3 separate regions of the Homo sapiens genome follow, and all the other regions are linked to region 1. Evidence: read pairs that join two places in POLR2A ChIA-PET (ENCODE). Cell type or tissue: B cell. All regions are shown on one strand. Region 1 has its middle 16 kb from the start of TCF3. Region 2 overlaps PALM (paralemmin). Region 3 overlaps GNG7 (G protein subunit gamma 7).

Evidence for each region. ChIA-PET counts read pairs that join two places held together with the same protein. Peaks named below come from ENCODE experiments on the same cell type or tissue, not always from the same donor. Only the 100,000 strongest peaks of a DNase experiment are listed, where the experiment ranks them.
Region 2: POLR2A ChIA-PET joins it to region 1 with 6 read pairs; 1 of 35 experiments calls an interaction of 5 or more read pairs at or near these places.
Region 3: POLR2A ChIA-PET joins it to region 1 with 5 read pairs; 1 of 35 experiments calls an interaction of 5 or more read pairs at or near these places.

What each region holds. Positions count from the first base shown.
Region 1 is chr19:1,667,802-1,670,301 of GRCh38, forward strand. No RefSeq gene overlaps it. Among named protein-coding and RNA genes, the nearest start is that of TCF3, 16 kb to the left of the region's middle. RefSeq lists a silencer at 157-206 and an enhancer at 1,143-1,893. In B cell, no CTCF peak of the experiment used is centred here; DNase peaks (open chromatin) are centred at 90, 1,220 and 1,240; H3K4me3 peaks cover 1,960 bases; H3K27ac peaks cover 2,339 bases.
Region 2 is chr19:721,462-723,961 of GRCh38, forward strand. All of the region lies in intron 1 of PALM (paralemmin), which reads left to right. Among named protein-coding and RNA genes, the nearest start is that of PALM, 14 kb to the left of the region's middle. In B cell, no CTCF peak of the experiment used is centred here; a DNase peak (open chromatin) is centred at 1,241; H3K27me3 peaks cover 1,301 bases.
Region 3 is chr19:2,607,312-2,609,811 of GRCh38, forward strand. The region is part of intron 2 of GNG7 (G protein subunit gamma 7); the gene reads right to left. Among named protein-coding and RNA genes, the nearest start is that of MIR7850, 22 kb to the right of the region's middle. RefSeq lists enhancers at 6-860, 731-1,300, 861-1,714, 1,541-1,680, 2,191-2,330. In B cell, no CTCF peak of the experiment used is centred here; DNase peaks (open chromatin) are centred at 1,010 and 2,490; H3K27ac peaks cover 886 bases.

The DNA.
Region 1 (2,500 bases):
AGCTGGTGGGGCCGCCAAAGGGTGGCCGTGTGTGTGGCGGTGGCAGCTGGGGCTCTGGCAGTGGGGGAGGGTGGGCGGGAGGCAGCAGCTGGTGGCTGGCCCCAGGCCAGCTGGAGCCTGTGCAGAGGGAGGGCGCTGGGTCGGCTCACGCTGCCTCTGGGTCCCCTTCTGAGTCCCCCTCAGCCTTTCTCGGTTGGTCTCCATCTCTGTCTTTGTCTCTCTGTCTCTGTCTCTTTCTGTCTGTTTCTCTCTGTCTTCTTTCTCTGTGCTCTCTCTGTGTCAGCCTCCCTGTCTCTGTCTCTTTCTCTTCCCCATCTCTGTCTGTCTTTTTGTCTCTGTCTCTGTTTCTTTCTGTCTCTGCGTATCTCTTTCTGTCCCTCTGTCTCTGTCAGTCTCTCTGTGTCTGTGTGTGTCTCCATCTCTCTCTGTCTCCATCTCTCTCGTTGTCTCTCTGTTTCTCTTTATCTCTTTCTGTCTCTCTCTGCCTGTCTCTCTGCCTCTCTGTCTCTCTGTTTCTCTGCCTGTCTCTCTCTCTGCCTCTCTGTATCTCTATCTCTCTGTCTCTTTGTCTGTTTCTGTTCTTCTCTGTCTCCTTCTCTGCTTCTCTGTCTCCTTCTCTTTCTGTTCCTATCTCTTGTCTTTTTCTCTGTCTCTCTCTGCCTCTCTGTCTCCCTCTGTCTCTGCCTCTCTCTCCTTCCCCTTCACACTGGGGACTCCCCTGACTGGCCCGGACAGGGGCTGGTTACACTGCTGCACCCTCTCTTCCAGACCTCCCGCTCCACCCCACTCCCTGCTGCCTGCACCCCTGCGTCAGCCAGCACCTCTGTGCTGGCATGAAGGTCTCTACCCACCGGGAGGAGCCCAGGACCCTCTCACGGGCTGGGGACCCTGTGCGCATCGCTCCCCCTGTGAGCCTGCATTTCCCCACATGCAGGGTGTTTGCAGAGCCCTCTCAGAGCGGTGCTCTGGGGAACCACAGGGCAGAGGTCTCAGCCCGTCGGGGCTCCCAGCCAGATGGGGAAGGAGAATTTCGAAGGAATCGCCTTACAGGCATTTGAAACTCTGCAGGCAGAGGCCAGGGGAATCCCGGGTGGAGGAGCAGGCAGGGTGAGGGCCCTGAGAGTCCCTCCCCGGGTTAGGAGCAGGCAGGGTGAGGGCCCTGAGAGTCCCTCCCCGGGCCACCCCCAGCCACACTCCCCCGTCACACAGGGAACCTGGCCCAGTTGCCCGTACCCACTGGTCCTGGGGAGGGCAGCTGGGAGGGGCTGTGTGTGCACTAGGGGGGCGGAGCTGGGACTCCCCCCAAGGACCCTCCCTTCCGGGATCTACACCCCTGATCCCCCCTCGCCAGCACATCCACCCACCACCCTCGCAGACAATAGAATTCATCACTGTAGAAACATCCTCTGGGGCTGGGGCTTAATCAGTTCCTGATTTGCATTTTTGCATATTAATGACAGCAGAGCTGCTAATTTTGGCACATGATTTTAAAGGTGCAGTAGCTCTGAAACTACGGAGGCGGTGAGGGGGTGAGGACCGGGGCCTTCCTCACCTGGCCTGGGGGGTGCTGGCCCTCAGGTTACAGGTTACAGGGTCTCTGCCCTGGGAGCGGCCCCTGCCTCTGGGAGCTGCAGGGACCCTTGGGGATTATGGGGTCCCTGCCTCTGGGGCTCACAGGAATCACAGAGTCTCTGCCACTCTATCTTTCTTTCCTTCCCTTCCCTCCCTCCCCTCCCTCCTCTCTCTCTCTCTCTCTCTCTCTCTCTCTCTCTCTCTCTCGCTCTCTCTCTCTCGCTCTCTCTTTCCTTTCTTTCCTTCCCTTCCTTCCCTCCCTTCCCTCCCTCCCCTCTCTCTCTTTCCTTTCTTTCCTTTCCTTCCCTTCCTTCCCTCCCTCCCCTCCCTCCCCTCTCTCTCCTCTCTCTCCTCTCTCTCTCTCTCTCTTTCTTTCCTTTCTTTCCTTTCCTTCCTTTCCTTCCCTCCCTCCCCTCTCTCCTCTCTCTCTCTCTCGCTCTCTCTCTCTTTCCTTTCCTTCCTTTCCTTCCCTCCCTCCCCTCTCTCTCTCTCTCTTTCCTTTCCTTTCCTTCCTTTCCTCCCCTTCCTTCCCTCCCTCCCCTCTCTCTCTCTCTCTTTCCTTTCCTTCCCTTCCTTCCCTTCCTTCCCTCCCTTCCCTCGCTTCTCTCTCTCTCTCTCCTTCCCTTCCTTCCCTTCCCTCCCTCCCCCTTCTCTCTCTCTCTTTCTTTTCTTCCCTTCCTTCCCTCCCTCCCCTCTCTCTCTCTTTCCTTTCCTTCCTTTCCTTCCCTTCCTTCCCTCCCTTCCCCCCCCTTTCCTTTCCTTCCTTTCCTTCTCTTCCTTCCCTTCCTTCCCTCCCTTCCCTCCCTCCCCTCTCTCTCTCTCTTTCGTTCCTTTCCTTCCCTTCCTTCCCTCCCTTCCCTCCCTCGTCTCTCTCTCTCTCTCTCTCTCTTTCTTTCTTTCTTTCGCTCTTGTTGCCCAAGCTGGAGTG
Region 2 (2,500 bases), 950 kb before region 1:
TGCCTTGTTGGCCAGGATGGTCTCAAACTCCTAACCTCAAGTGACCTGCCCACCTTGGCCTCCCGAAGTGCTAGGATTACAGGCATGAGCCACCGTGCCTGGCCTTCTTTTTTTAATTTTAAAAAAATTTTTTGTTTGTTTGTTTTGTTTTTTGAGACAGAGTTTCTCTCTTGTTGCCCAGGCTGGAGTGCAATGGTATGATCTCGGCTCACCGTGACTTCTGCCTCCCAGGTTCAAGTGATTCTCCTGCCTCAGCCTCCTGAGTAGCTGGGATTACAGGCATGTGCCACCATGCCCGGCTAATTTTTGTATTTTTAGTAGAGATGGGGTTTCTCCATGTTAGTCAGGCTGGTCTCAAACTCCTGACCTCAGGTGATCCACCCGCCTTGGCCTCCCAAAGTGCTGGGATTCCAGGCGTGAGCCACTGCACCTGGCCCATTTTTAAAAATTTTCATTTTTTTAATATATATTTTTTGAGACGGAGTCTCGCTCTGTCGCCCAGGCTGGAGTGCAGTGGCGCAATCTCGGCTCACTGCAAGCTCCGCCTTCCGGGTTCACGCCATTCTCCTGCCTCAGCCTCCCGAGTAGCTGGGACTACAGGCACCCGCCACCACGCCGGGCTAATTTTTTGTGTTTTTAGTAGAGACGGGGTTTCACCGTGTTAGCCAGGATGGTCTCGATCTCCTGACCTCGTGATCCGCCCGCCTCGGCCTCCCAAAGTGCTGGGATTACAGGCGTGAGCCAGCGCACCCGGCCTTAAATTTTTATTTTTGAGACAAAGTCTTGCTCTGTCACCTAGGCTGGAGACAGTGGCACAATCACGGCTCGACCCAGCCTCAACCTCCTGGATTCAAGTGATCCTCCCACCTCAGCCTCCCAAGTAGCTGGGACCACAGGGACATACCACCACACCTGGCTTTTTATTTATTTAGTTAGTTAGTTATTTTTGTAGAGACAGGCTCTTGCTATGTTGCCCAGGCTGGTCTCGAACTCCTGGGCTCAAGCGATCCACTGGCCTTCACCTCCCAAAATGCTGGAATTACAGGCTTGAGCCACCACACCTGGCCTAGGGTCTGATTCTCTTTTTGAGAAGCTGCCTCTGGCTGGCGGGTGGAGAGGGAGCTGTGAGGGGGCAGGGAGTTGGCAGGGAACACTAGAGGCCTGGGCTAGGGTGGGGAACTTGGGGTAGGCAGGAAGCGAGGGCCCGGGCCTCAAGGGAACGCACAGTGGATGGTTCACTGCCTGCATCACCCGTTGCTGGGGCTGACCGAGAACTCCAGCTGAGCTGGCTATTCAGGAAGGGCCCCCAAGCCAGAAAGCTGGATCAAGCCTTTCCTGAACCCCACCCGGTGAAGGCAGCTGAACCCAGCCTCCCTGAGGAGGGAGAAGGGAAAGCCACAGAGGGCGCAGCTGGTGTTCCCGGGCCCCTGGGAGGCACCGGGAAGGGTAGGTGTCACCTGCCAGGAAGGGAGGAGCCGGTGGGGTCACCTCTGGGGCATGGGAGCTGGACAACTTCACAGGCCTCAGCAGGGCCAGGAAACCAAACCCGAGTGGGGTGGGCAGGCGGGGCGCCTCGGGCTCCAGGGAGGTCTTGACCCGGAGCAGCCTCCCAGGCGGGGCTGGGGGTGAGCCAGTGCACTGTGCAGTTTCATTTTCTCTGCTGAACTGGGGGAGGGGATGGGGGCACAAGGGGGACGTCATAGGAGGCCTTAGAGCTGCAGGCATCTGTGCCTCCGTGTTTGCGTGGATGGGGAAACTGAGGCCCAGAGAGGCACGAGGGCTCTTTGGAGGCAGGGCTGGCTCTGGGCCCTGACACCAGGCTGAGAGGGCTGGGGGTGGCAGCAGACACGAAGGGCAGGCTGTAATTTCAGTCTCTGGGAAGATAAGATGTTGGGGGTCGGGGGAACCTGTCTCCCACCCCTCACCCCTGGTTCCCGCCAGGCCCTGCCCGTCAGCCTGGGCCTCCCCCTGTTGATGCCGCCCAGAGCTTGGGACACCCACCGCCAACCCCTACCGTCCTCTCCCTGCCTCGCTGCAACAGCCTTGGAAGCCTGAGGGTCGCTGGGAAGGTCAAGGCCAAGCTCAGCCCCAGTCTAGGGCTCGGTGCTCCTTGCGTTTTTCTTTTTGTTGTTTTGTTTTGTTTTGTTTTTGACGGAGTCTCGCTTTGTTGCCCTGGCTGGAGTGCAGCGCGTGATCTCTGCTCACTGCAACCTCCGCCTCCTGGGTTCAATCAATTCTCCTGCCTCAGCTCCTCAAGTAGCTGGTTTTACAGGTGCCTGCCATCACGCTCGGCTAATTTTTGTATTTTTTGGTAGAGACGGGGTTTTACCGTCTCTGTTGGCCAGGCTGGTCTCGAACTTCCGACCTCAGGTAATCCGCTCGCATCGGCCTCCCAGAGCGCTGGGATTACAGGCGTGAGCCACCGCGCCCGGCCTGCTTTTTGCATTTTACTAAGCACCTACTACGTGCAGCTTTCTGAGGGCCCACAGACCAGGGAGGG
Region 3 (2,500 bases), 940 kb after region 1:
GTTCAAGACCAGCCTGGCCAACATGGAGAAACCCTAACATTTTTAGTTTCTACTAAAAATTCAAAAAATTAGCCGAGCATGATGGCAGGCGCCTGTTATCCCAGCTACTTGGGAGGCTGAGGCAGGAGAATTGCTTGAACCTGGGAGGCAGAGGTTGCAGTGAGCCGAGATCGCACCATTGCACTCCAGCCTGGGCGACAAGAGTGAAACTCCATCTCAAAAAGAAAAAAAAAAAGAAAGACTAAAATGGTAAAAAAAAAAAAAAAAAGAAAGAAAGAAAAGAAAAAAGAAAAAGAAATACATATTAGGATGGGGCAAGCTAAACTACATTGTTATGTATTTTAACAACACATAAAACCCACTTGGGGCCAGTCTGCAAGTACCTCCCATGTAGGCTCAGCCTGGCACTTGAACCCCGTGCCCTCCGCCCCCCGCCCCTCCCAGTGGCGTCTCCGCTTCTCACTTCAGAGGCAGAGCTGTCATCGTGGGCACTGGGAAGTAGCCTGCAGTGTCAGCACAGACCGGCGCTCACCAACGACACGGCACGGAGGCTTTCTAGGGAGCAGTCCCCCCAGGACAGCAATACGTTCAGGCGACAGCGACACAGGGCAGCAACAGCGGTTCCCTCCTGGCAGGCAGCCAGACGCACACACGCACGCAGACCACACCATCCAGAAAGTTCACCTGCGACCTGAGACGCAGCTCTTTGAGGGAGATCAGAAGATCAGATGGTATTTGAGAAAAAAAAAAAAAAAAAGGTTAAGCCAAGTCAGTGGGAAGGTGGAGGAAAAAAAAAATAAATAAAGGTTAGGCTGAGGTCGCCGCCCTGCCACTCATGACACAGAGCGTGGCACGTCGGTTTCACACCTAAAAGTCAGAACGATTCACAGGTGGCGAAGCGTGGGTGGAGGAAAAGAGCGGGGATGTCTGAGGAGCAGAAAGACCGAAACGCAAGAGTAATACCTGCTGCGGAGAGGTTCCGCCCACGTGGGATTTGCCCCTGGGAAAAAAAAAAAAAGTCCCCGAAGCCCCTGCAAGGCAAGGCCTGCGGGCTGGAGGGACGGGCTCTTCACACACACGGGAGGACAGAGATCGTCTCTGGAGGTGGGCGCCCCAGCAGGCACACTGACGGCCTCGGTGCAGCTCCCCTGCACCCCCAAATGACGCAGGTCAGTAATCCAGGGACGGGCAGCAGGCTCACGTGTCCCCAGATGCAGGCACACCTGTGCCTCTCGAGTCATCTGCAGAGTCACGAGACCAGCAACCTGGAAACCTGGAGGAGCTCCCCTGGCTGCCACCGGACACCCCAGGGCAAGGGGCCGGGTGCCTCCCGGGCAACCCCCTCTCTCTGCAGCAGGGGATGCAGATGGCAGAGTCTCAAAGGCCTTCCCTGCATGGGGCAGACACGGAGGACACACTCTCCCGGGGTCTGCACTGAGGCTGTCAGGGGGCCTGCTGCGTTCCCCACTCCAGGTAACCCTGTCTGCTGGCACTGAGGGCCTCATCAGACCCCTGCAGGCCTGCAACCACAGCCAAAATCAGTGTGCCTTCTCCAAAGCCACCTTCTGACCCGCTTTTTAAAGAAACTGAGGTAAGGTTTGCATAATGTAAAATTAAGCATTTTAAAGTGAACAATTCAGTGGCATTCAACACATTCACAACGTTGTACAAACATCATGCCTACCTAGTTCTTGTACATTCTCTCTCTCTCTCTCTCTCTCTTTTTTTGTTTTGAGACAGGGTCTCACTCCATCTTCCAGGCTGGAGTGCAGTGGTGCGATCTTGGCTCACCGCAACCTCTGCCTCTCAGGTTCAAGCAATCCTCCTGCCTTAGCCTCCCGAGTAGCTGGGATTACAGGCATGCACCACCACACCTGGCTAATTTTTAATTTTTCGTAGAGATGGGGGTCTCACTATGTTGCCAAGGCTGGTCTTGAACTCCTAGCCTCATGATCCTCCCACCTCAGTGTCCTGTGGAGCTGGGACTACAGGCACGTACCACCCCACCCAGCTAATTTTTGTTTTACACTAAAGTGTTATTTCATCTTGGTCGCTGAGGTTTTTTAGCGCCCCCTTCAATTTTGTGCCCAGTGTGAATACATTGCTTGCCTGACCCTGGTCCTGCCCTGGGATTTGGGAGCCGACAGGTCCGGGTAACAACTGCAGTTTAGCCGCTCACTTGCTGGAGGACCTCAGGCTCTCTTCCGTGAGCCTTATTTTGGCCATTGCTGGAATCCCGTTGTGCAGGACAGCTGGGTGGATTGCAGTGATGTTTGCGCACCACGTCCCGAGTGCCAGAGCAGACAGGGTCCCACCTGTTACCGTCTTGGACTTCCAGCCTCCAGAACCAAGAGAGAGAAGAAATCTCTGTTGCTAAAGCCCTCCTCCAGTCTGTGGCTTGAGGTTACAGAGCCCCAGCAAACCATCACGCTGGGTTAAAGGAACTGGTCCCCAGAGCTCACAGCTGCAGACTGGCCACCGTAGGACAATCCAGTGGGAC